2 separate regions of the Mus musculus genome follow, and region 1 is linked to region 2. A link is a loop called in an ENCODE intact Hi-C map of the cell type or tissue named here. Cell type or tissue: heart. All regions are shown on one strand. Each heading gives the region's core, and the rest is flanking DNA. Links, peaks and the distances in the headings are about the cores only.

Evidence for each region. Peaks named below come from ENCODE experiments on the same cell type or tissue, not always from the same donor. Only the 100,000 strongest peaks of a DNase experiment are listed, where the experiment ranks them.
Region 1: it touches region 2 in a loop (3-fold over the local background); 12 of 42 quality-filtered maps call a loop at or near these places.

What each region holds. Positions count from the first base shown.
Region 1 is chr2:165,894,197-165,906,353 of GRCm38, forward strand. It overlaps a transcript of Zmynd8 not described here. Among named protein-coding and RNA genes, the nearest start is that of 1810021M19Rik, 15 kb to the left of the region's middle. In heart, for the core only: a CTCF peak has its summit at 6,271; no DNase peak of the experiment used is centred there; H3K4me3 peaks cover 2,523 bases; H3K27ac peaks cover 4,255 bases.
Region 2 is chr2:165,523,940-165,536,096 of GRCm38, forward strand. No RefSeq gene overlaps it. Among named protein-coding and RNA genes, the nearest start is that of Slc2a10, 26 kb to the left of the region's middle. In heart, for the core only: CTCF peaks have their summits at 1,857 and 5,371 (motif pointing right); no DNase peak of the experiment used is centred there; H3K27me3 peaks cover 2,354 bases.

The DNA.
Region 1 (12,157 bases), core at 2,287-10,286, 370 kb after region 2:
TATACAGCTACAGTGTATTCATATGCATAAAATAAATAAATCTTTAAAAAAACAAAACAAAACAAGCCGGACCCGTGGTGGCACACGCCTTTAATCCCAGCACTTGGGAGGTAGAGGCAGGCGGATTTCTGAGTTCAAGGCCAGCCTGGTCTACAGAGTGAACTCCAGGGGGGCCAGGGCTACACAGAGAAACCCTATCTTGGAAAACAAAAAACAAACAAACAAAAACAAAAAGCAAAACAAACAAACAAAACCCTTTCTATGTAGCCTGGCAGGTGGTGGTGCAAACCTTTAATCCCAGCACTTGGGAGGCCGAGGCAGGTGGGTGAATTTGAGGCCAGCCTGGTCTACAGAGTGAGTTCCAGGATAGCCAGGGCTATGCAGAGAAACTCTATCTCAATAACAAAACAAAACAAAACAAAACAAACCTATTCATGTAACAATTTCACCCCTTAGCCAGAGAAGATTCTAACAGCCCAGGTCTCTAACCTCACCCCTGCTGGGGCCCCTCAGGGGCTCCTGAGTTATGCACAGCAGAGGATAGACATGCCCCAGCGTGCTTAGCTGCTTAGCTCCAGGCCTGCTGCTACACGCTATTCCTTTCACTTGCAAGAAGAAATCTACACACAAGCTAAAACTTCGAAAGGAGGCAGACCACAGTACAGAGGAGCAGGAGCGGGGGGGGGGGGGGGGGGGGGGGGGGGGGGGTCTGCTCCAGAAAGGTAGGACTGTGTCTAAGCTCAGGGACACTGGAGCTGAAAATGGTCACAAAAACACATACAAAAGCCTAAGCCAGGCCTGAGCTTAGCAGCTTCTCTGTCAGTCGGTGAGTTGCTGTCTAAGGGCATCTTGATCACTATGTGGACCATCCGCATCCGTGACTCAAAGCATCCCAGAACATTCCTTCCTTCCCTCCCCACGCTCCTCCACGTCCAGTCTAAATCATCCCTGATTCCACTGCCAACGGAAATCCCACAAAAGATAAATAAAAGGGATGGGACCGAGAATGGGAGAGCTACCCTGCCCGGCACGTGCAAAGGTCCTACCCACAGCACTACAGAAACCAGATGTGGTGTTAAAGGCTTGTGATCCCAGCACTTAGGAGATGGATTCGGGGCGGGGGTGGGGGGGAATCGGGTGTTCAAAGTCATCCTGGCTACACTGTGAGTTCAAGGCTAGCCTGGGACATGTGAGACCCTGCGAAAGAAGGAAGAAAAAGAGGGAGGGGGAAAAGGGAGAGAGAGAGATGGCGATGCCGACCCAGGAACTAAGCTCCTTCTCAGGCCAGGCTCCGGCTCTTCCTGCCCAGCTGCAGGACCCCAGATAATGTCCATGTCCACGATTCATACGCACAAGGATCATAGAGTTTTCAGGAGAATGAGACAGACACCAGAAAGCAAACATCTCTCTGCCCCAAGCCAAGCATGGAGAAGTGCTCCAACATGGCCACTGCCTTGCTGTCCTCTGGGGACCCCCACAGCTCCCTGTGCTCCTGAGAACAGATGACCCTCAGTGAGGCCCCCTGCCTCTGATCCCTTTTCTGCTTCTCAGCTTCCAGGGAGCCGGATGGTTCTTCTACGCTGAGATGCTACCAGGCTGGGTTCCCCAGTCCTCACAGGGTCCTTCTGATGAACAAGAACTCAGAGCTCCAATCCTGAGAGCCCTTCCTACCTGTTTCCCACCAGGAAAGACTTCCTGGTTCCAGAAACCTATGGCGTGAAACACATGGCCTTGGCCACTGCTATTTCTCAGAGTGCCTAGTTATTATTGGGACCTGAGGTTGAGCAAGGCATACCAGTTTCTTCCTGGCTGGCAGGCAGCAGCTCTGGTTCAATATCCCCCCTAACTGACTGCGCCAAACTCTACCCTGCTACTTTAACCCTCAGTCTTCAAGGCAGCAGTAGGCAAGCCTCAGGCTCCCGTGTTCCACCACCTGCATGGCTTCAGTAGGCCCGGGTGCCTTGCTCCCCCGGGGAACCATTTGTCCCTTCTACCAGCTCTGCCCCCTCACTCTCCCTTAGGGAACCTGGGAGCAGCAGATCCCAGGAAGAAAACATGGCAGTCATCGGGATCCTACCCACAAGGTGACAGATCACCTGCTTGCTCAAAACTCCTAGGCAACCAGCGGGCTGGATGGTGCTTCCGGTTCCTCAGGAGAATTAAGCAAGAGGGCGACGGCTGGAAGGCCTGGGCTACAGAGCGAGATCCCCTCTCAGCAGAGAACCAGGGCTCAGAGTGAGGTGAGGCCGAGCGCACCTGCGCTCCCTTCACTCTGATTGGAGGAAGGAGGAGCCGGTCAAGTTGACCCAAGGTTAAGCGAGTTCAAGGCCAGCCTGGGCTGTGTGAAAAACGGTCTCAGGGCTGGAGAAACGCATCCCACTTGTAATAATTTTGGGCTGCTGGCGTGTGTCCATAGGAGGTCAGGGACCTGCAGGGTCAAATGACCCCACAGCATCTAAGACATTTCCCTGAGCTCGGCAGTTGAAATACTTGCTGCTCGCACATTACGCTGTTTTAGATTTTACCCACACTCCCCACCCCACCCCAGCTCTATGTTCAGCTCTATGCCAGCACCTTCCGGTCTCCTTACTCAGCTCAGGCTTCTCAGGAGGACCCCCACCTTAGGCCTGAGTAGTCCCCTCAGGACCACACTCACATGACTTGGGTTCCGGCTTCCTGAGACAACTCATTTACCTCCAGAACCCAGCATTCTCTCCGCACTTACTTTGAATCTATACAAAAGCAAGGACTTTGTATCTCTGGCTGCCTTTCTTCCCAGTGCTGGCACAGGCCTGGGGCGTAGTAACTAATCAATCAATCAATCAATACTTGTCCATGAACAGCCTCTTTTCTTCTTCAATAAAGTTTTCATGCAAGATGTCTGTCCGGTGGGTCAGACATGGCACCCTCTGGCTCAGAGACAACTGTGAACCATATAATCTCTCACGTATGCCCACTACCTCTCCCTGAACTGTTTGTCAATGCAAGTCACTCCCGTCACTTGGGGCTTTTTTGAGGTCCTCCAAACAGATCTACAGCCTACTACAGCAAATAGTTCCCATCACATCCAAAGCTTTCATCTGAAGCTCCTGCTTCAGCTCCGGAGGCCAAATGCCACCTCCTCCTGGGAGCCCTCTGGGATCACACCACAGACAGTTCTATTTTCTTCCCAGTGCAACTTTTCTCCCCTTAGCAACTTTTAAATTTTCCCGCTGGGTTTGCTTTCTGGGGCAGGAACTTGGTCATTCATAAACACTACTATAGACCTGGAGTATCCCACACACCAAGAGTTTCAAGGTCTGTAGATCCAAGTAAAAACTCGAAAACCTCTTAAGTGCTCTCTTGTCAGTGAATATGGTGACTTCATGTGGCTTGCTGGGGATTGAGGCAAGCGCCTTGCCGTGACAACGACGCTACCATCTTCCTTTCCTTTAAGGACAGCTTGTCTTTACTGAAGGCGTTACCAAGTACCAATCACCTTTTTTTGTTTGTTTTGTTTTTTGTTTTTGTTGAGCCAGGGTTTCTCTTTGTAGCCCTGTCCATCCTGGAACTCACTCTGTAGACCAGGCTGGCCTAAAATCAGAGATTCATCTGCCTCTGCCTCTGGAGGCTTAAAGGTATGTGTCAGCACACCTGTTGTGAGGTGGTTTTTTTTTTTAACTATGTATCTAAAACAAGTCTAGATCCACAATTCCTTCTCCCTTAAGGGTTGGAATTTCACCACAAATGGTTTATTTATTTACATTTTGTCTTTTGTTGTGTACACGTGTTTTGTGTTTGTGAGTGCATGCATGCTCATATATATATATATATATATATATATATATATATATATACATATATATATGTGTGTGTGTGTCTGTGTGTCTGTGTGTGTGTGTTTGTGTGTGTGTGCACGCGTGCGCACGTGAGTGAGCCCACACATGTGCCTGTGCCTATGCGCTCTCCCTTATGAGAAAACCAAAGGACAATTTGTGGTAGTCAGTGCTCTCCTACCATGGGAGCCCTGGGATTGAACTCAGGCTACCAAGCTTGGCAGCAAGCACCTTTACCCACAAAGCCATCTCAGCAACCTCTCTCTCTCTCTCTCTCTCTTTCTATATATATATATATATATATATATATACTTTTTTTTTAAAACAGTGTAGCCCAGGCTGTTACCATCTCTCACCTACGGTCTTCCACCCTAAACCTCCTAAAAACTGGGATTAACTCTTGCACATTTTGCATATGAATGGTCCTAACCGGCCTAAGAGGCTGATTTTACTATCTCTGATCGAGAGCAGGTGGGTGACAGCAGGAACCAAAATTAAGAACCTCTTCTACCTGCAAAAGGAAGGCACTTCACCGAGTGGAGCGCTTGCCTAGCGTGCTCCAGGGTCTGCGTTCCATCACTACTAGCACCAGGGTGTGAAAAAGACATTTATAAGAAAAAAAATGCACAGAAAACCCTCTCCTTCTCTAAAACTCCAAGAAACAGATCCTATGGGAAGAGGACCCAAAGTCACGTGCGAGAGGCCATCAGAAAACCAAGCAACACCAAACACACACCGACAAAATGGAGACCACGGCGAGCAACTTGATCACAAAATCAGAGCCTCTCCCACCCAGGTCCCCGCAGAACACATCCATGTCCCCTACACCCAGTTATGCAAGCCCCTAAACATGACCCTTGATCTCAGCTCCACAACCGTCAGTCCCCAGTCCTGTGACACGTACCTTCCCGACATCTTCCACCCCTGGCTCCTGCGACTGCGTAGCTCCATGGGCAGAGGAACACCCGCCCTAAGGCCTCAGCTATCTGTTCTCTGGGTAGGAGGGAGCAGTCTCCCATCAGCCTCCAGGCCCTGACTCTTCCCATCCCCCACACCCTCCAGCTACTGGGAGCTTTTGAAATTTCAATTCTGACCAGGTCACTTCCCCGTCCCCACCCCCCATCTCCAAAACCCCTAAAAGGTCTCCCTTTGTTCTCGGGCGTCCGTCTCAAATTCTTCTTCCAGACTTTGGAGGCCTGCAAGATTCCCTCTTCCACTCTAGCGCCTAGCTCTGGGCTCAGGGCAACCCAGAAGGCTCTGGAGCTGGGCTGTCTGGATTCAGATCTCTCTCCTGGAACTAACTTCTCTGGCCTTGTGAGTTAGTGGGGCAAGAGCACCTCCCAGACCACTGACTGGATTACATTTCTTCTTGTCAAGGTGCTTACATAGCGCCATTATGCAGCCTTCAAAAACCAACACAATTTCATGACTTGAGGGAAGTCCCCCTCAGTCAATCTGATGACTGGACTGCTAACTGTCCCCTTGGCATTAATGATAATCATAAATTAACACTTGGTGATGTCTAACAGCTAAGATGAAGTTCTGGGCTGGGATACAGCTCAGGGTATCCCCAATACAACCCAAGGGATTTGAGTGCCAGCACTCACAAAACTGCTCACAGCTGTCTGTAACTGCAGATGCAGGGGATCCAACGCCCTCTAATGGCCTCTACAGGCACCAGGCACACAAAGTGGTCCACAGACACTTTTGCAAGGCAGGCAAAACACCCGTTCATTCAAAATAAAACGTGGAAAAGAAAAGGAAAAAAAGAGCCAGGCGATGGTGGCATACGCCTTAAATCCCAGCACTCAAGAGGCAGAGGCAGGAGAGTATCTGTGAGTTCGAGGCCAGCCAGGTCTAAAGAGCAAGTTCCAGGATAGCCAGGGCTACACAGAGAAACTCTGTCTCCGGGAAAAAAAGGAAGGAAAAAAACTTATAAATTCTTACAACTGGTTTCTCATTTAATGCCTGGCTCAATGTTGTATCTCTCTGGCACATAGAAGGTCCTTTAAAAAGTCGGGGTGGAGCATGCGCTACAAACCTGGTGTCTGGGACCACGTGGTGAAAGGGGAGGAGTTTATCTCTAACCTCTCCAAATATGCTGTGGCCACCACTCCTGACATACAAAGAAATACAGTAAAAAGTCTGATAAACCAATTGGGTGGCACACATCCAGGAAAAAGAGAAGCTAGCAGGGGCTGCCTAGGGAATTCCAGGCTATCCAGTGCCACAGGGTGATATCTCAAAAGACAAAACAAACAAACAAATAAAATCTTGTGAATGGCAATGACTGAATGAACAAACTTTAGGATTCCCAATTCCTTGGCTTCTCTGTTCAAAAGAAGCAGAAGTGAGTCGTATGGAAGGAGGGAGAACGCGGAGGGTGGGGGTGGGGGTGGGGCGCCAGTGTTACCAAAGGCAGCTGCTGCCCTCTGTATACAAAACAAGACCGGGAATGCTTAGAGAGCTGGGATCAGAGGCGCTAGGATGTGGGCCACCGGAGAACTGGCTGCAACTCAAAGGAGCGACTGCGGAGCCCAGAGAAACCCCCGGATAACATGCACAAAACTGACAGAAACGTGAAAGTACCCGCAGGGATGGAGGGGCCGGTCTGTAGACTCTAGGCCTCTCTGTCCTTGTCCCTTTCCACTGTTGAGCAGCCTCAGGAGCAGTGGCACACCGTGACGCCTCTGGTCCCAGCCCAGGCCTCCTCCCTCCTGAAATCAGACACCAGGGAATCTCAGATAAAAAGGCTAGTTGGGCCAGTCCACCCCACATTTACTGCAGCTCTACTTCCTCTCTGGGCCCATCAAACCCTACCCTGCAATGAAGCCTTCTGCTTACCAGAGTTGCTTGTCTCCTCTGCTTCCGAGAGGGCGAGACATTCAAGAAAATGACCCACACCACTCTATACACTAACCATCCTTCCCTCCTGGTCCTGGATTTGCATTTCCTGGGTACCGTCTCGCTTAGGGTTTTTATTGCTGCAACAAACACCATGACCAAAACGCAAGTTGTGGAGGAAAGGGTTTATTCGGCTTACACTTTAGGACAGGAAATCAAGCCGGGTAGGAGCCTGGAGGCAAGAGCTGCCGTGGGAGCCATGGATGGTGCTGCTTTTTGGTTTACCTTCTCACGCCTTGCTCAGCCTGCTCAGTCACCTAGGATCACCAGCCCGGGGATGGCACCACCCACAATGGGCTGGCCCTCTCCAATTGATTACTAATTGAGAAAACGCCTTACAGCTGGGTCTCATAGAGGCATTTCCTCAAATGAGGCTCCTTTTTCTCTGATGACTCTAGCCTGGGTCAAGTTGACACAAAAGACAGGGTTTCCTCTGTGAGACCCTGGCTGTCTTGGAACTCACTCTGTAGACCAGGCTGGCCTGGAACTCAGAGATCTGCCTTTGCCTCCAGAATGCTAGGATTAAAGTGGAGCACCACCACAGCCTGGCATCTTCTCCTGAATTCTGCTGAACCCATCTTACAGAAGAGGAAAACTGAGGACTTGCCATTCCACTGGAAGATCTAGAAATAAACTATCTGAATCGTGTCTGGGTCTCTCCTGATGACATGCTTCCAGTCTATACGAGATGTGACTATAAAATAAGTAGTCCCCTACAAACTGTTGTGTGACAAAACTTTTCCTGGGGAGTTACAACACATCTACTCACTCCAGACAGGAAACCCATGACAGACCAAAATACCAAGTCCCACTTGGTCAACCCATGGGCTTTATTGGGGTTACATACAGGAGTAGAAATAACTTTTAAAAAGTCTCATGACAGGGCGGTAGTTTGCCTCTCATCCCAGCACTCAGAGGCAGAGGCAGGTGGATCTCTGCATCACCAAGTGTCCACCCCAGCACAGGTGACAGCTGATCACAAGCTGGGAACCTAGGGTACAGAGCACAGCCTGCAGACAGCTTTAGGAGAACTTCCTTCTAGCAACTGGGTACAGTCAATTAGATGACAGCCTTACGACTGATTTTTGTAGGCAGTAAGCTATAGCCTGCTCTTGGAGATGATGGTCAAAGACTTAGGGAAACCTAGTGCCTACTTCAGAGTCACCTCGACTATGCTGGCTGACTTTGTGTCTCCCCCTCCCCCCCCCCGCCTTTGTTTTTTTTCGAGACAGAGTTTCTCTGTATAGCCCTGGATGTCCTGGAACTCACTTTGTAGACCAGGCTGGCCTCGAACTCAGAAATCCACCTGCCTCTACCTCCCGAGTGCTGGGATTAAAGGCGTGCACCACCACGCCCAGCTTGTGTCTTATCTTTATTGTTCTTGTTTTGGTTGGCTGTGACAGGGTGTGAATAGGTTTGGCACTCCCCAATAGTCAAATGTGTTTTGAGTGCTTGGCCCAAAGGAAGTGGCACTTTTAGGAGGTGTGGCCTTGTTGGAGAAATTGTGACCTCCTTGGAGGAAGTGTGTACTGTGGGGGCCGGCTTTGAGGTCTCCAATGCTCAAGCTACACCCTTCTGCTACCTTCTGCTACCTACAGATCAAGAGGGATGTAGAACCGGGCGTGGTGGCGCATGCCTTTAATCCCAGCACTCGGGAGGCAGAGGCAGGCAGATTTCTAAGTTTGAGGCCAGCCTGGTCTACAGAGTGAGTTCCAGGACAGCCAGGGCTATACAGAGAAACTCTATCTCAAAAGAAAAAAAAAAAAAGGATGTAGAAGGCCTCAAACTCACAGAGTCAGCATCTGCTCCTAAGTCAAGTGCTGGCTTTAAAGTTTTTGAAACAGGGTCTCACTATGGAGCTCAGGGTGATGTGGAATTTGCTTACAGTACTGTCTCAGTTTGGGTTTTACTGCTGTGAACAGACACCATGACCAAGGCAACTCTTATAAGGACAACATTTAACTGGGGCTGGCTTACAGGTTCAGAGGTTCGGTCCATTATCATGGCAGCATCCAGGCAGGCATGGTGCAGGAGGAGCTGAGAGTTCTACATCTTCATCTGAAGGCTGCTAGCAGAATATTGCCTTTGCAGAGCATTGGCTTCCAGGCAGCTAGGATGAGGGTCTTAAAGCCCATGCCCACAGTGACACACACACCTACTCCAACAGGGCCACACCTTCTAATAGTGCCACTTCCTGGGCCAAATATATACAAACCATCACAGCAGCCATAGCCAAGGATAACTTTGAACTTCAACCCTTTCACTTCCACCTCCCAAGTGCTAAGATGATGGAAACTCTCCATCAAACCCAGTGCATTCAAAACTGGACCTGGGGCTGGTGAGATGGCTCAGTGGGTAAGAGCACCCGACTGCTCTTCCGAAGGTCCGAAGTTCAAATCCCAGCAACCACATGGTGGCTCACAACCATCCGTAACGAGATCTGACGCCCTCTTCTGGAGTGTCTGAAGACAGCTACAGTGTACTTACATATAATAAATAAATAAATCTTTAAAAAAAAAAAAACAAAAAAAAAAACTGGACCTGGACACCCAGAGCTGTGCCCATGCTAGGCAAACACTCTACCAACTGGGCCACACCCCAGCTCTTGGCTGTCCTGGGCCTCCCAGGCTCCTAAGGTAGCTATAGATACCTTGCAGAAAGAATCCCACCTATCCATGTTCATTATGGCTCATCAGCCCACAGTAGGTCTACCAGGCCTCAGCCCACAGTAGATCTACCAGGCTTCCCTTATAAGCTATGAGTCAGAGCTCTGTTCTTTTTTTTTTTTTCTTGATTTCTTTGTTGTTTTGTTTTGTTTTAATTTTTTTTTTGTTTATTTAATGTATGAATACTCTGCTGCATATACATCTGCCTGCCTGAAGAGGGCATCAGATCCCCCCTACAGAAGGTTGTGAGCCACCATGTGGTTGCTGGGAATTGAACTCAGGACCTCTGGAAAAGCAGTCAGTGCTCATAACCACTGAGCCATCTCACCAGTCCCCCATTTTGTTTTGTTTGGTTTGGTTTGGTTTTGTGGTTTTGTTTTGTTTTGTTTTGTTGAGACAGGGTTTCTCTGTGTAGCCCTCATTGTCCTGGAACTCACTTTGTAGACCAGGCTGGCCTCGAACTTATCTGCACCTGCCTACACTCATTTTTAATTAAAAAAAAAAAAACTAACTTGTTTTTGTTTGTTTGTTTGTTTAGATCTATCTATGTGTCTATGCCACCCGGGTGGGTGCCCAGAGGCAGTGCCAAATCCCCTGCAGTTACTGATCCTTCTGCTCCTACTCGAACGTGCTAGGATGAAAATCAGAGCTGAGGCTACAATAGCTAAGGACTCTACCAAGCAAGCTACATCCCTAGCATTGGGGGCCTGTTTTCTTTTTTAAGATTTATCAAAAGAATGTACATCACCAGGTCTAGCTAAAAGATTTTTGCGAGTGTATATCTATATGAAGTGAGTGCAGATGCCTGTGGAGGCCAGAAGAGGGCGTCAGATTCCCCAGAGCTGGCATCACGAGCAGTTGTGAGCTACCTGAGTGGATGGTGGGAGTCGAACTCAGGACCTCTGCGAGAACAGTAGGTCCTTTCCTGGAGGCATCTCTTCAGCTTCCAAAGGCTTAGTGGGTTTGTATATTTGTTTCCTTTTGTGGGACAAGAGCTCATGTAGCCCAGGCTGGCCTCTGACTTGCTGTGTAGCTGAGGATGAGCTTGACCTGACCCTCCCACCTGCCTTCATTTGCAGGGATTGCAGGCATGTGCCGCAGCACAGGGCTAGCATGGAGCTCTGGAAACTGGCCTGAGCTGGTCTCCTGTTTTCCTCTCTGTGACACTCTGTGGCCTTATTCCAGTTTCCTTTCAGGGCACAGTCCCAGTACTGGGCCCTCCCCATCCCCACAGTTCCAAGGAGAGTCATACAAAGGCTGGGGGGTAGGGGTGGAGTGGGGTGAGGTCTCCCCTTCTCTCTATAGCTGAGGGGTACATATCCCAAGGACCCTAAGTGTGGGGCTGCTCTATGGCTGAAGACACCCTAGACATGGTGTTGAGGGGCACTCTTTGCCACAGTTTGAGTTGAAAGCAAAGTCCACTCCCAGGCTCTCTAGACACTGCCACAGACCCCAGGAGGTACCCACCCAACCCCTGCCCAGGTTGAATGCAGTTCCCCAGGCACCTCCAAACCTCCCTGCGTGTCTCATCCCGGTCTGGGCTCAGCTGTCCCCTCTGAGAGGCCCCCACTCCCATCATTGTCACTGCCTCCTGCTCAGCAGCAGTTGACAGCTAGCAGGCCATTGCCACTCGCCAGAACGCAGGCTTCTGAAAGGCAACAGCTTGGTCCAGCTTCTATAGCTTTCATCTCATCTAGAGACACATGACCAACTAAGGAGCTTGCAGCTCTTCCTGTCTGCATTCAGTTCCCAGAACCCACAGCAGCTCCTGGGGATCCGATGCTAGGCACCTACAGGTAAACATTACCTAATGCCACACACACAACACAATGAATGTGTCTGATCTTGTCAGCTAAGTAGGGTCAGGCCTGGTTAGCACTCGGATGGGAGATGTGCCCATCCACACTCAATCCCACACGAGTAAAAGTAAATACTACAAATAAATATACAAAAGAGGTGTTTCCATCGGGTAGGACCCATCCAGTCCCATTTTAACTTAATTACTTCTATAAAGACTCTATTTCCACACAAGGCCATTCCTGTGCAGCAGAGGGTTAGGATGTTGGTGCTAGGAATCGAACCTATGTCCTCTGAGTGACCAGCGAATGCTTTAGCTGCTGAGCCCTCTCTACAGCCCTGTATCTGTTGCTCTTGCAGAAGATCCAGATTTGATTTTCAGCAGACAGGGAAGGCTTACAACTCTCTGTAACTCCAGTTCTGGGGGATCTGAGGTCTTCCTCTGATTTCCTTAGACACCAGGATTGTGTGTCATACACATCCATACATATATGCAGGCGAAACACTCACATACATTAAACCAACAAACACAAACAAACAAACAAACAAACAAAAAGGTAAGGTCTGGGGGCTGCCTGCTTGTTAAACCACACTTACAGCTTAGCATCTTTAACTCCAGCTCAGGAGGATCTGATGACCTCGGTTAGCCTCCAAGGGCGCATGCGCACACATACACATACCTGGCACACATGCACACACATAGTACACACTCACGCATGCACATAGATAAAAGTAAATCATAAATACGGGGAAAAAAAAAAGAGGGCTGGAGAGATAGCTTAGTGGGTCATGTGCGTACTGCACTAACAACACATTAACAACATGGACTTAAGTGCAGCCCTCAGAAATCCTGTTAAAATCTGCCCTGGGGAATTAAAGGCAAGAGGTTGTCTGGGAGTTCAAGGCCAGCTTGGTCTACACAGTGAGGTAGCCAGGGCTACACAATGAGCCTTACACACACACAAACACACACAC
Region 2 (12,157 bases), core at 1,394-9,393:
TCTCTAGAGAGATACAATATGCCTGTCCCGAGTGGGGCCAGCTACAGGGTGAGCAGGTTGATCTGGAATCCACTGAGACTCTTCTACAGTGAGCAGAGTTGTTCAAAGCCAGCACAATTTGCCTGGAGCAGTCAGGACTAGAGGGAGGTCTCTAAACACAGGACTTGTGGCTTCATCAGGAACTGTGGTGACAGTGGTCTTTGCAGCTTGAGTGGAGTTGTCCTAGAGTGGTCAGAGAACATTGAAAACCATTACAGGAGGGTCTAGAGGCTGCTTGGCCAATAGCTCCTCACTCATGGTGAGCAGGCACACTGGAAATGTCTGCCAACCGTCCTTCAAGGTGTCGGTCTTAGGGTTTTACTGCTGTGAAGAAATAACATAACCAAGGCAACTTTTATAAAGGACAACATTTAATTGGGGCTGGCTTACAGGTTCAGAGGTTCAGTCCATTATCATCAAGGCAGGGACATGGCAGCATCCAGGCAGGCATGGTGCAGGAGTCAAGAGATCTATGTCTTGTTCTGAAGGCAAACAGAAGAAGACTGGATTCCAGGCAGTTAGGACAGAGTCTTAAATTCACTCCCACAGTGACACACCTACTCCATCAAGGCCACCCCACCAAATACCAACAGCTACTCCCTGGGCCAAACATATTCAAACCACCACAGTGCCAAATAGCTTGTCTATAAGAACACATATGTGTGGGGTAGTGTGCTGGTAAAACAGAACTGGGAATAAGCACTGGACAGTATCAGTGTGGGACCCCATCCCCAGTGTCCTCAAGCAATGTCCCCCACACTTACCTCACGGGTGCTGACCTGTGAAGGGGCACAGTCCCCTCATCCTTGGCTTTAATAAAGAGTAGGGATGTCTCTGCACCTTTGAGCTGGAGGTATGGGTGACAGGGACATGTAGCACCCTGAGTGCTTTTGGAAGACCCCAAAGTTTCCAGCCTCTGCAGGGCAGCGCTGAGCTAAGGCTCTCAAAGCCATCCATCTGTCCCTCTGTCCATCCATCTGTCCATCCGTCCATCCATCCATCCATCTGTCCATCCATCCCTCCATCCATCATTCACCCATCCATCCCTTCTTTCTCTCTCTTCCTCCATCTATCCATCCATCCCTCAACCTGTCCATCTCTCCCTCCATCCACCCATCCATTCATCTGTCTCTGTCCCTCCCTCCCTTTGTCCCTCCCTTCCTCCCTCCCCCTTCTCTACATCTATCCATCTTACCATTCTCTCTGTGATTCTAACATGGATGCAGGGAAGGATCTTGGCCACCCAGTGAGCTTTCCTGGACCTTGGGTTTCAGCCAAACGGGAAACAGGATGAGGCTCCATTCACACATGTTGGTGCCCCCACTTCCCGGCCCACGTGTGCTTAGACACGAGTCCTCGTTCTTCACAGTCTCTGTCTGTCTGGTCCTCCGGGCGGCTGTCCTCTCCTGCCTGCACCAACCCAGCACAGGAAACACCTGCACTTCCCTCTTCATTCCCTAACTCACACAATGCAGCAGTCCCGAGAGCCTTTGTGAACTATGCAGTAACAGGACCAGCTATGCAACTTAGACACCATCCTCCCCTGGTATTCTCCCCTGGGAACAACCTCCTGAGGTCCCAGTTTATCCCTCATTGCCAGTGAGCCTTCTACCCTCTGCATGCCGGCTAACGAGACTAACTTAGGAGGGACAAGGTCAGAGCCAGTAATAATGGATCCAGGAATAGTTCTTAAAAATATGTGTATTTTTCTGAAGAAAAGCATGATATCAGAACTGAGGTGCAGTGTTCAGATTCCTGGGGACACAACCTTAGTTCTGATCTGAAACACCCGAGATGTTATTACACCACACGGACACAAGAGGCCACACCAGGTACCTGTGAACCCGCTTTCTAAGCAGCAACCATTGATGAGGGAGTCTTTGTACCATCTAAATCCAGTCTGGCACCCTTGCTACTCATGTCAAGTCTCCTCTTCTGAATGTTCCCCAGGTCTGGTGACAGCTGAGAACCAGGCCTGTATCCTCAGCCACACAAGGGACCCCAGGACAGGGCTCCATGGGACTGTGCTAGTGAGACTCATGGGTCTTTCAGAGGTCACTGGAAGCTGGAGTTCAGTTTTGTTTTGTTTTGTTTTGTTTTGTTTTGTTTTGTTTTGTTTTGTTTTGTTTTTCTATAGTCAGAACTACAAGGAGGAAAAGAGAGAGAGAGAAGGAGAAAGCCCCAAATGTCACCGAGATTAAAACACAAGAGGGGCCTTCCGGAGATGAGCTGCGGAGCTCTGTACTGTACCCGTGAGCACAGAGCAAGTACATGCTTTTGGGAACAGTGGGCCAGCGGGAAGGCTCAGTAAGGTCACTTGCTGCCAAGCTCTGACCTGAGCTCAATCCTCTGACTTCCACGAGTACACTGTGGTGCTTGTGCGAGTGCGTGCGCATGTACACACACACACAGAGACACACACACAGAGACACACACACACACACACTATGTAGTTACAAATAGAAAGAGATAGCATCTCTTAGCAGAGTGGGGCTCAAGCTTCACTGCCCCTCCCCCCGCCCCATCTCGTCCCCTCTCTGGGTGATTTGTCCTGGTCTCACTCTGATTTTGCTTTTTCTAGAAGGTTGTAGAAATGGACCACACAGTCTGTGGGGTTTTGACACTGCCTCCCTTCACCTAGCAGAGCCCCCGTGAGCTGCAGTCCTGTCCAGTGGTCTATCTGCCCCAGGTTCCCCTTGATTGCCGAGGACGTACTGTTGCAAGGTTCCCTTTCCCCAGCTGAGGGACACTGTGGTGACAGTGGAGGTGGGGGCAGTTTCAGTTCAAGGTAATGACAAACAAGCGGTGATCACTCTTTGAGTAGACCCGGGGACAGTTATTTCTGGGTTGCACACCTGAGGTGGAATTCGAAGTTACCCAGTTAAGTGGGCACTTAAGCTAAGAAAGTTCTGGCAAGAAAGTGTTCGCTGTTCCTCAGAGGAGCTGGAGGAGTAGCTCTGGGTTACAGCACTACCAGCAAGGGATGAGGCCTCATTGCCCTGCACCCTCACAGCTGCTGTGTCACAGCACTGATTTTCTACCACCAAGAGGAGAACTGGGCACACAGTAGGTAGTCACCAAATAGGCACGCAGTGGGTGCTCTACATCACCCTCCAGATGAACAAATGGGCAGCTAGAGGCTGCTATTGCAAAGTGTTATCAGGAAGGGTGTTAATGCACCTATTTTAGTGTGTGTGTGTGTGTGTGTGTGTGTGTGTGTGTATGTGCATGTATGTGGAGGCTAGAGGAACACCTAGGTATCATACTTAGAATGCTGTCTACTACCTTTGAGACAGGATCTCTCATTGACCTGGAGCTCATTACTTAGGCCAGACTGGCTGGCATCCTCCTGTCCCTGCTGCCCAAGAGTGGGATTTTAAGCGTGCACTTCACTTTTTACATAGGTTCTGGGTTTGAACTTGGATCTTCAAACTTCTGAAGCAAGTATTTTACCAACCAAGCCATCTTTTAGCCCTTATTCATTTATTTTTACTGTATTTTAATTACTGATTGATTGGTTGGTTGGTTGATTGATTGATTGATTGCAGTCCCAGGTATTGAACCCAGGACCTTGCAGATTCGAGGCAACGCTTTACCATTGAGACACACTCCCAGTCACGTCATGAGGATTTTATCACAGCCCCTGGCCTCAGTAGAGATGATCTCATATCTGAGGGTCACCCTCCCCTCCTTAGACATCAGGTGACACACCCTCTGTCCTAACCTCTGGTCCCCAGGATCTAGGCTTTGGTGATAGAAAATTCTTTCTCGGGCTGGAGAGATGGCTCAGCGGTTAAGAGCACTGGTTGTTCTTCCAGAGGTCCTGAGTTCAATTCACAACAAACACATGGTGGCTCACAACTATTTGTAATGAGATCTGATGCCTTCTTCTGGTGTGTCTGAAGACAGCGACGACAGTGTACTTACATACATAAAATTAATAAACCTTAAAACAAACAAGCAAAAAAACAAAAACCCCAGGAAACTTTCTCCCCGAGAAGCAAGGAGGCCCGACTGTAGCAGGACCCAGATCTTCTCTCTACTCTGTGCCTGCCTGCGAGGCCCTGGAGACTAAGCTGTGCTCTAATCCTTTTCTAAACACAAATGCAGGAAGCCCAGTGGCCAGGGAGTGGGGCAGGTGTTAGTTTTTTCAGCTGTCTCTGACCCCTTTGGGGGATGCCAGAGCCCTGCTCTGCTGAGGTCACCCCATCCCACCCTCACCTGCATGCGTTTACCACAATCTCATCTCCTCTTTTCCTCTTCCACAAAGCCTCTGGCCCTTTCTGTTCTTATTTTTCTATGTTAATTGGAGACTGGTCCCCTTGCTGGGGGGGGGGGGGGGGCAGAGACAATGCCAACCACAACAGACTCAGCAGGCCAGTGAAAGGAGTTCCCCAGAGATCCTTCACAGTGGGACCCTCCAGCAGGAGGAATGCTGGGGGGGGGTGCTCTGTGAAGGCAGTGGTGGCATGGGTGGGGTGTAAGTAGGAGAGAGAAACTCAGGGTCCCTCTTAGGGTTCTATTGCTGTGATAAAACACCATGACCAATAGGCTTATTTCACTCACAGTTCCATAGAATACTTCATCATTAAGAACAGAGAGGTCAGGAACTCATTCAGGGCAGAAACCTGCAAGCAGGAGCTGATGCAGAGGCCACGGAGGGGTACTGCATACTGGCTTATTCCTCATGGCTTGCTCAACCTGCTTTCTTATGGAACCCAGGACCACCAGGTCAGGAGAGCCCCTCCCCACAGACCATCGGCTGAGCCCTTCCCCACCAATCACTGAAACTATAGGTTGCAACCGCATTTGGGGTCGAAGGACCCTTTCACAGGGGTCACCAAAGACCCATCAGAAAACACGGATATTTTCGTTACAATTCATGACAGTAGCAAAGTCACACCTATGAAGTATCAACGAAAGTAACTTGATGGTTGGGGTCAGGTTTGCCCCTGACAGGCACACAGGATGAAGAACACTTCCCACAATGTCACTGGTGCTCAGATGAGAACCCCTGCCTAACGTTGCCTTGTATGGTGAGAGCCTGAGACACAAAGCAGGTAGGTGGCATATCTGAAGACATGCAGCCCCAAGGAGCCATGTTGACTGGGATTTACCCAGGTATCTCCTGGCTCCTAAGATGGGAATGGAGTTTCTGGGGCATATACTTAGGGGCTTCAACAGAGTGTAAGAAGAATAAGGGTGATGTGAAGTATTTGGGGGTGAAGATCTGTCATGGTCCCTCTTGTAGTCTGCTTCTGGTGGAAGGAAACCTGCTCCCCTGCCTCTGTTCCCCACCAGGCAAACGCTGTACTGCAGTTCTACAGCATGACCAGCAGAGGGCGCAAGTGCACCTTTGTGTTTCCTCGTTACAGCTTTTCCTTAAAAGGGAACAGGGCACCTTCAAGAAAATGAGGAAAACATGCAAAAGCAGAAAGAAAGAAAAAATTCATCTTGCAAGGAGCCGGGCGGTAGTGGTGCACGCCTTTAATTCCAGCACTCGGGAGGCAGGTGGATCTCTGATTCGAGGCCAGCCTGGTCTACAGAGTGAGTTCCAAGACAGCCTGTACTACACAGAGAAACCCTATTTCGAAAACCCAACAAAACAAACAAACGAAAACAAAGAAATCCCTAAAAATATTGGCTTCCGAGGGTTGTTCAGCAGAGGAGCAGTGTATGCTTTGTCCTGTCCTTTCTGGAGTTGAATCTGTTGACAATAGTTTCTTGACACAGGTGTAACCTCCCGGTACACACACTATACAGCCTAGGTTTGTCACATCATAACTTTGCCTGTGAGCCACAAGCCCTTCATATAGCACCTAATGATGGCTGTAAAGTGGGGTGTACCTCATCAGCCCACAGGAGTTAACTTGGCTGTGCCCACTGTGGAGATCTGACAAACTCGGAGGTAAGGTCTTTGCCTCAGCTGCCAGGACAGACCAGACCATCACTGACTTTACCCAGGATGGCGTTTCTGAGAGAACCCCCCGGGAGAGCTCCTCAGAGGAGGAGAAGGTGGAGACCAGAGGGGCACCAGCAAGGAGTCTGGGGAGGTCCAGTCAGGAAGGCCCCTGGACTGCTTTGCGGGAAGACCCTGCTGGGGTTGAGAGGAGACAGAGGGAGAGAGGCAGGAAGGTCTGAGACACCTGCTCCCTTCTCTGCTTCTGGGCAGATGTGCCATGGATGGGGAGAACTCAGCAGGATGGCAAGGCCCACCCCACCCCCGACGGCAGCCTGTGAGGAAGGGACAGGGCTGCTGACAACCTGGGCTTCTAACAGGGAGGATGGTCTGGTGGGAACAGGCAGAGCTGGGCGGGGCACCTTTATAACTCGTTACTTGTTTACTCCTTCATGTTGCAAAAGTAATTCCTGGCTGCGGTAGAAACATTTATACTATACAGTCAAGAACAAGGAAGGGAGCCGACAGGGGAGGAAGCGGGAGAGCAGACACACCTTCCAACCAGAGGCCTCAGAAGTGTTTCAAGTCGGTCAGTCAGTCTGCCTATCTATCTATCTATCTATCTATCTATCTATCTATCTATCTATCTATCTATCTATCTATCTATCTCTATCTTCTATCTATCCATCCATCCTCCCACCCACCCACCAACCCACCTATAACCCACCTATCTACCTACCTACCTACCCATCTGCAATCACACGTGTCTGTGGCCATCACAGGACGCCTTGTAGGAGTCAGTGTCCTCCTACCATGTGGATACTGGCATCGAACTCAGGTCACTGGGCTTGCCAGCAAGTGTCTTTGCTCATGGGACTATCTCATTGGCTCCTCCAGTATCATTTAAAGCATTCCCTTTTGGTAAGCTCTTTAACAGGGTGTGTGTGTGTGTGTGTGTGTGTGTGTGTGTGTATACATGCTCACACACATGAACATTCATTCAGCAGCTACTGTGCACCACGTATTTCTTTGGCTGCTACAACATGACAGAGAACGAAGAGACTGAAGTCCTTGAGGGCTGATGCGGCAAAGAGGGCAGCACGGTCGGTCGGGCCCTGTGTATGCAGTGTGCCGGCAGGCAGAAAGCCAGGTGTGGATGTGGGTTCTGCGTGGGCTTGGTATTTGTACCTGCGTGAAGGATATGACAGAGCAGAGGCCTGAAGCTTAGAGGAAGCAAAGCATTTACAGGGTGGGCAGCCAGGCGAAGGCACTCATCTGAACAGGCTGGGGACAGCTTCCCACTAAGTTGACACTTAGAGGATGGGGCGGAGTCAGCCTTGAGGAAGATGTCACTAACACTTCTGGGGTGGGGTGGGGCTACAACTCATCTCACCCTCTGCCCAGCACTGTAGCCGGATCCCAACATGCCCGCCCAGTGTTTGACTGTGGCTTCTCTGGCTATGCCAGCCTCAAGGGCCGACCTGCTTGCTGCTGAAGCTTGGTGCCTGACGTGGGACTGACACATGGTCGGGAACTCTGCATCGGTGAGATCACTCAGTGAATGGACACTGCGCTGGAGTACAGCTTGGAGGTTCACACTGCCTCAGGGTGCTCAGAACAGGCAACGGAATAAATACAAGGCTCTGTGATTGAGTAGGGGGTGAAGCAGCTGTTACTGGCAGAAATCTACTACAGCCCATCCGGCTGTCTTAATCACAGTTCAGATTAACCTCTGGCCCTAGCACCATGGAGGACATCTGATCCTGGGTGAACCCCCCCAACCACCCCCCAGTTTCCATTTCTGCATCCAGAAAATGGGGATAAAAACAGGCCATTGAAAGGATTGACAGATGTCTCAAAGGTCACAGATGAAGAGGGAGCTGGGGCATTGGATTCTCTCACTACAAAACTCTCTACCATGTCATGAAGGTTGGAAGGTGGGCAAGGCCAGTACAAAGCCTGAGGGATACCACAGGGCCTTTGCACTGGCTGGGCCCTCTTCCTCTGATTCTTTCCGCTCACCCGGGTCTCAGGCTGGTTATCACTGCTGAAGGAGGTCACCTGACCACTATGCCCTTACCACCTCCCCTTCCTGCCCCTCTCCCCTCCCCTCTGTCATCTTATTCCAAGCCCCATCACCACCGGAAGCTGCCACAGGTCTACCTTCATACCCACCCCTTCCCCACCCCAGTGCTTCAGAGATGGCAGGGTCTCCGCATCATCAGCTGCTGTCGGGGCCATCACAGGCACTCAGGAAATGGACATTCGGTGAATGACCAGGAATGACTGAAGGAATGGTTGTATTAGAACATCGGGGGACCCCTGGAATGAAGGGGGCCAGGAAGCCACTCTCCCCAGGTGGAGTGAGGTGGGGGGAGGGCAGGGGGAAGGGGGGACTGTTTCCTGCCAGGGTGAAGACAGATCTCCAGGAAATACCAAGCTGCCTCGCCATGTTCCAGCTTTTGGAATTCAGCCTTAATGTGGTTTCTGCATATTGGGAATAATAAAAACCGTAGGCGATGTCTGCGTGGAACATACTCCCTGATTCAATTTCCACCCTGCTTTTGGGTGTGCTGTTACACTGTCTGGTCCTGGGGGTGATGACGTTGGATGCAGAGCCAGTTCCATGGGAAGGCCCAGACAGGTGACCTAGTGCAGGGCTTTGGCATCCTGAGACCATAGGAAATGAAATACCCCTGGAACTCAGTGTTTATGGGTGCACACACATGCACACACAAGTCACAGAGTCAAGTACTGACCAGACTTCGTGCAACACGCAGTTATTTCATATTTGTTACATTTCCTCCTTTCTAAACGACGCTCACACACTGACAGTTTGGTTTCATATCCAACTTCCCAGCTGGTCAGCTCAGTAATGGAAATCAGCAGCCTAAAGGCTATATACATAGGGACCCAAGATGGACTGAAGGCCTGGCTTTTGACGGAGAATGCACAACAGAGCCAGGGCAGAGAACTATCTTTCTAGTAGTGCAGACATCTGGAATCCTGGGGTTTGGGTACCCCAAACCTTGGTGTGCTGGAACCCAGCCCTTTGGACCACAGATCAGGATATCCCACCTCCTCCCAACAGACCAATCCACACCGAGCCTCGAGCCAGGTGTGGAGCCAGGAGTACTGGAGGGAAAGGTACACGAGCCGGGCAGAGGATTAGAACTGCCCCTTCTGTGAGCTAGTCAAGGTATATTTAAAGTTAACTGGTGTGTGTGTGTGTGTGTGTGTGTGTGTGTGTGTGTGTGTGTTTCACTCTTGAATCCAGATAGCTCTTGGGCAGGTGCACAGGAAAAACCCATTGGAAGCACAAAGCAGTTAACATACTACCGGGCTACACTGTTCCAGACTACTGCTACACTGTTCCCTGTCAGCTCAGTTGACAGACTACCGCTACACTGTTACCCGTTAGTAAGGTTGACAGACTACTCCTACACTGTTCTCTGCCAGCAGCCAGGCTGTCCTGGTCTTCATGGCTCCTGACAAAACCAAGTTCCTTTGTCCCTGCTCTTGGCATCTGTTCCCTGCTGGTTGTACCAGAGTATGAGTGTGTTGGTATAGGTGCAGGCAGCATGACCCTGCTGTGTCCTTGTCCAGCAGTTTGGTTCATAGTAGGATTTCAATAAAGTTGTTGCTGGACTGCAGGAATAAGGGGTCAAGCTGCTGGCACCCAGGTTTGGGGAGAGTATGCAGAGCCTGTTCATTTGTTCTTGTGAACAAGTGGCAGGAAATGGCTTGGGCTGGGGACCAGGGGCATTTAGAGGACAAACCTGGGGTATGATTCTTTGGTGCCATTCCCTCAGTTCTGAGGAGACTCAGTGCTCTACTCTGCACCAGCTGCCCCCACCTGCTGTGGCTCCCAAGTCCCCAAGGTGCAGCTATTGTGACGGAGGGGCTGGACTTCCTACCTGGAAGTCTGTGATAATGGCCTCAGTGTCACTGTGACCACTGCTGTGTTGAGTGGGTTCAACCTAGACTGCACAGCAGCCCCCCACAGGGAGAAGCCACTCTGGAACACAGTCCCCAGCCGGCCCTTCTCAAATAGCTCCGAAGACACTGACTAATGTTCACTCAGCTGGTCATCAGCTGTGCTGCCAGCCAGAGGCCACATCCACTTGATGGCTGTCACACTGACAGAGAGCCCCCAGTGTTGACAGCACGGAAGCCCTCTGGAACCCTGTGGTTTTTCCAATAATCCTTCGCACCCAGAGGACAAATTCCTGACTAGACCACCTGGCCACAGCTACAGCCGAGGCCGAGAGGCTGAGAGTGACTGGTACATTGCCATCACTGGCCACACAGAAGAAGCAGAGGTACGGGGGACGTTGTTCCCTAATTACAGTTATGGGGGTGTGAAGGATGCTGGGAGTGAGTGACAGACACTGTGTGGTCCATCCTCTCTGTTGAAGCTGGTTTTGCAGTGCCGGATGGGCCACACCCACTCCCACGAGAGTTATAGTCTGGGTCAAGGAGGAAACAAGTCAGCAAGGAGCAACCAAAGTGCAAAGGCCTGAGGTGACAGCCAGAGCTCCCGAGGAGCCAACTGGGGACTAATGTGGGGACAAGGGAAGTGTCTAAGTCAGTGAAGCACTTGCCACACAAACTTGAGGGCCAGAGTTCAGATCTTGAGTACCTACACAAAAGGCTAGCATGGTGCCTGCAATTACACACACACACACACACACACACACTCGCACATGCACACACTCACACATGTACACACACACATACATCATATGACATCATGTGGGTTGTTGGGAAAACAGGGAGGACTCAGAACCTTCTGGAAGCACTGTCATGCCAAGGATTTGGGCTTTTGTCCCGACACCTAGTTATCCCTCCCTTGGTGACGGACTGGCTGGTACTGGGTTATACAAAACTAGGAAGGAGTCAGAGAGGCCTGTGGAGACTGAATCCTCTGCGCTTAGCCTTCTGCAGGACGCAGCTCTGCATCCATAGCCTCTGTAGAGAATCGTTGTCTCCATTAGCTTGAAGCCGGGGGCGCCCGCGATGCCTGGTGTGCTTTGCCTATTGACTCGCCGAATGAAATCTTAGCTAAAATCTTTTCATTTTATGCCATTAAGGACTCGGGAGAGAGCAGGCAACTGAGCCGTCCCTGCTCAGTTAATGCTCAGGGTCAGTGGGAAGTGGCCCCACGGCTGTTGTAAAAAGACTGTCATTTCGGACTTCCCACTAGTGTTTCGCATTACCAGTAATTGGGACGTGAGTCCTCCCCTCCGGGTGGAGTTAATGGGTAAACATCTCCCCGTTGGCACGTCTAATTTTATAGGCAACTTCTAGTATCGCCTTGGTACCCTCAGGAGGCGGTCAGTGTGGTTTCCTCCAGTGTCAGTCTGCGGTCAATGGTGGTGGGAGAGGCTGAAGGAGATGGTGGTCTTCCCCAACCTGAGATGCCTCAGGTGATTCAGTGGGAAGCCAGCCTTGGCTAGATTCTGTGTCCTGAGTGGGGATGAGAAAGAGAAATTTCCTCCCTCCTCCCCCTTCCTCCTCCCTCCTCCCCTGGCTTTCCCTCCCTCCCCCTCCTTCCCTCCCTTCTTTTCTGTGCAATAAAGCACTTTTATTTATATAGTAGAAATAAATGTCCACTCTGGTTAGGGAAAACACATTAAGGACAGACAGCACTGTCCCTGCCCCAGGGATGCCCAGCCCTGCACACCCTTCAGGAGCTCTTCCCTCTGCCTGGACCGTCTCCCCTGAAGAACCGCACGCACCCCTCCCCTCTTTCCCAACTTTTCGCAGCCACTGTCATCTTAGCGAGTCTTCTTGACCCTGTCCTCCCCGAAGGGCGTCCCCATCCATCCCAAGTCTTCCTTGGTTCCTCAGCACATCCCGCCACAGCCTCCTCCCTGGCTCCATTATTTAACTGTCCACATCTGTGCACACCCAACCTGGAGTCCTGCCTGCCTTTGTGGTTGCAGGATGTGTCGGCATCACCCGAAGCAGATGCCTGATAAACATAGTTTTTGAGATGGGGTTTCTCTGTGTAGCCCTGTAGTCTTGAAACTCACTCTGTAGACACTGCTGCCTCTGCTTCCTGAGTGCTGGGATTAAGGAAGTGCCCCACCATTGCCTGGCTTAATAGTAACTTTAAAATGAGGACTGGGGTGTGGGTCAGTTGGCACAGATGAGGACTTGAAGTCAGATCACAGCACCCACGTAAAAGCTGGGAATAGCACTGCCAATCTGTAA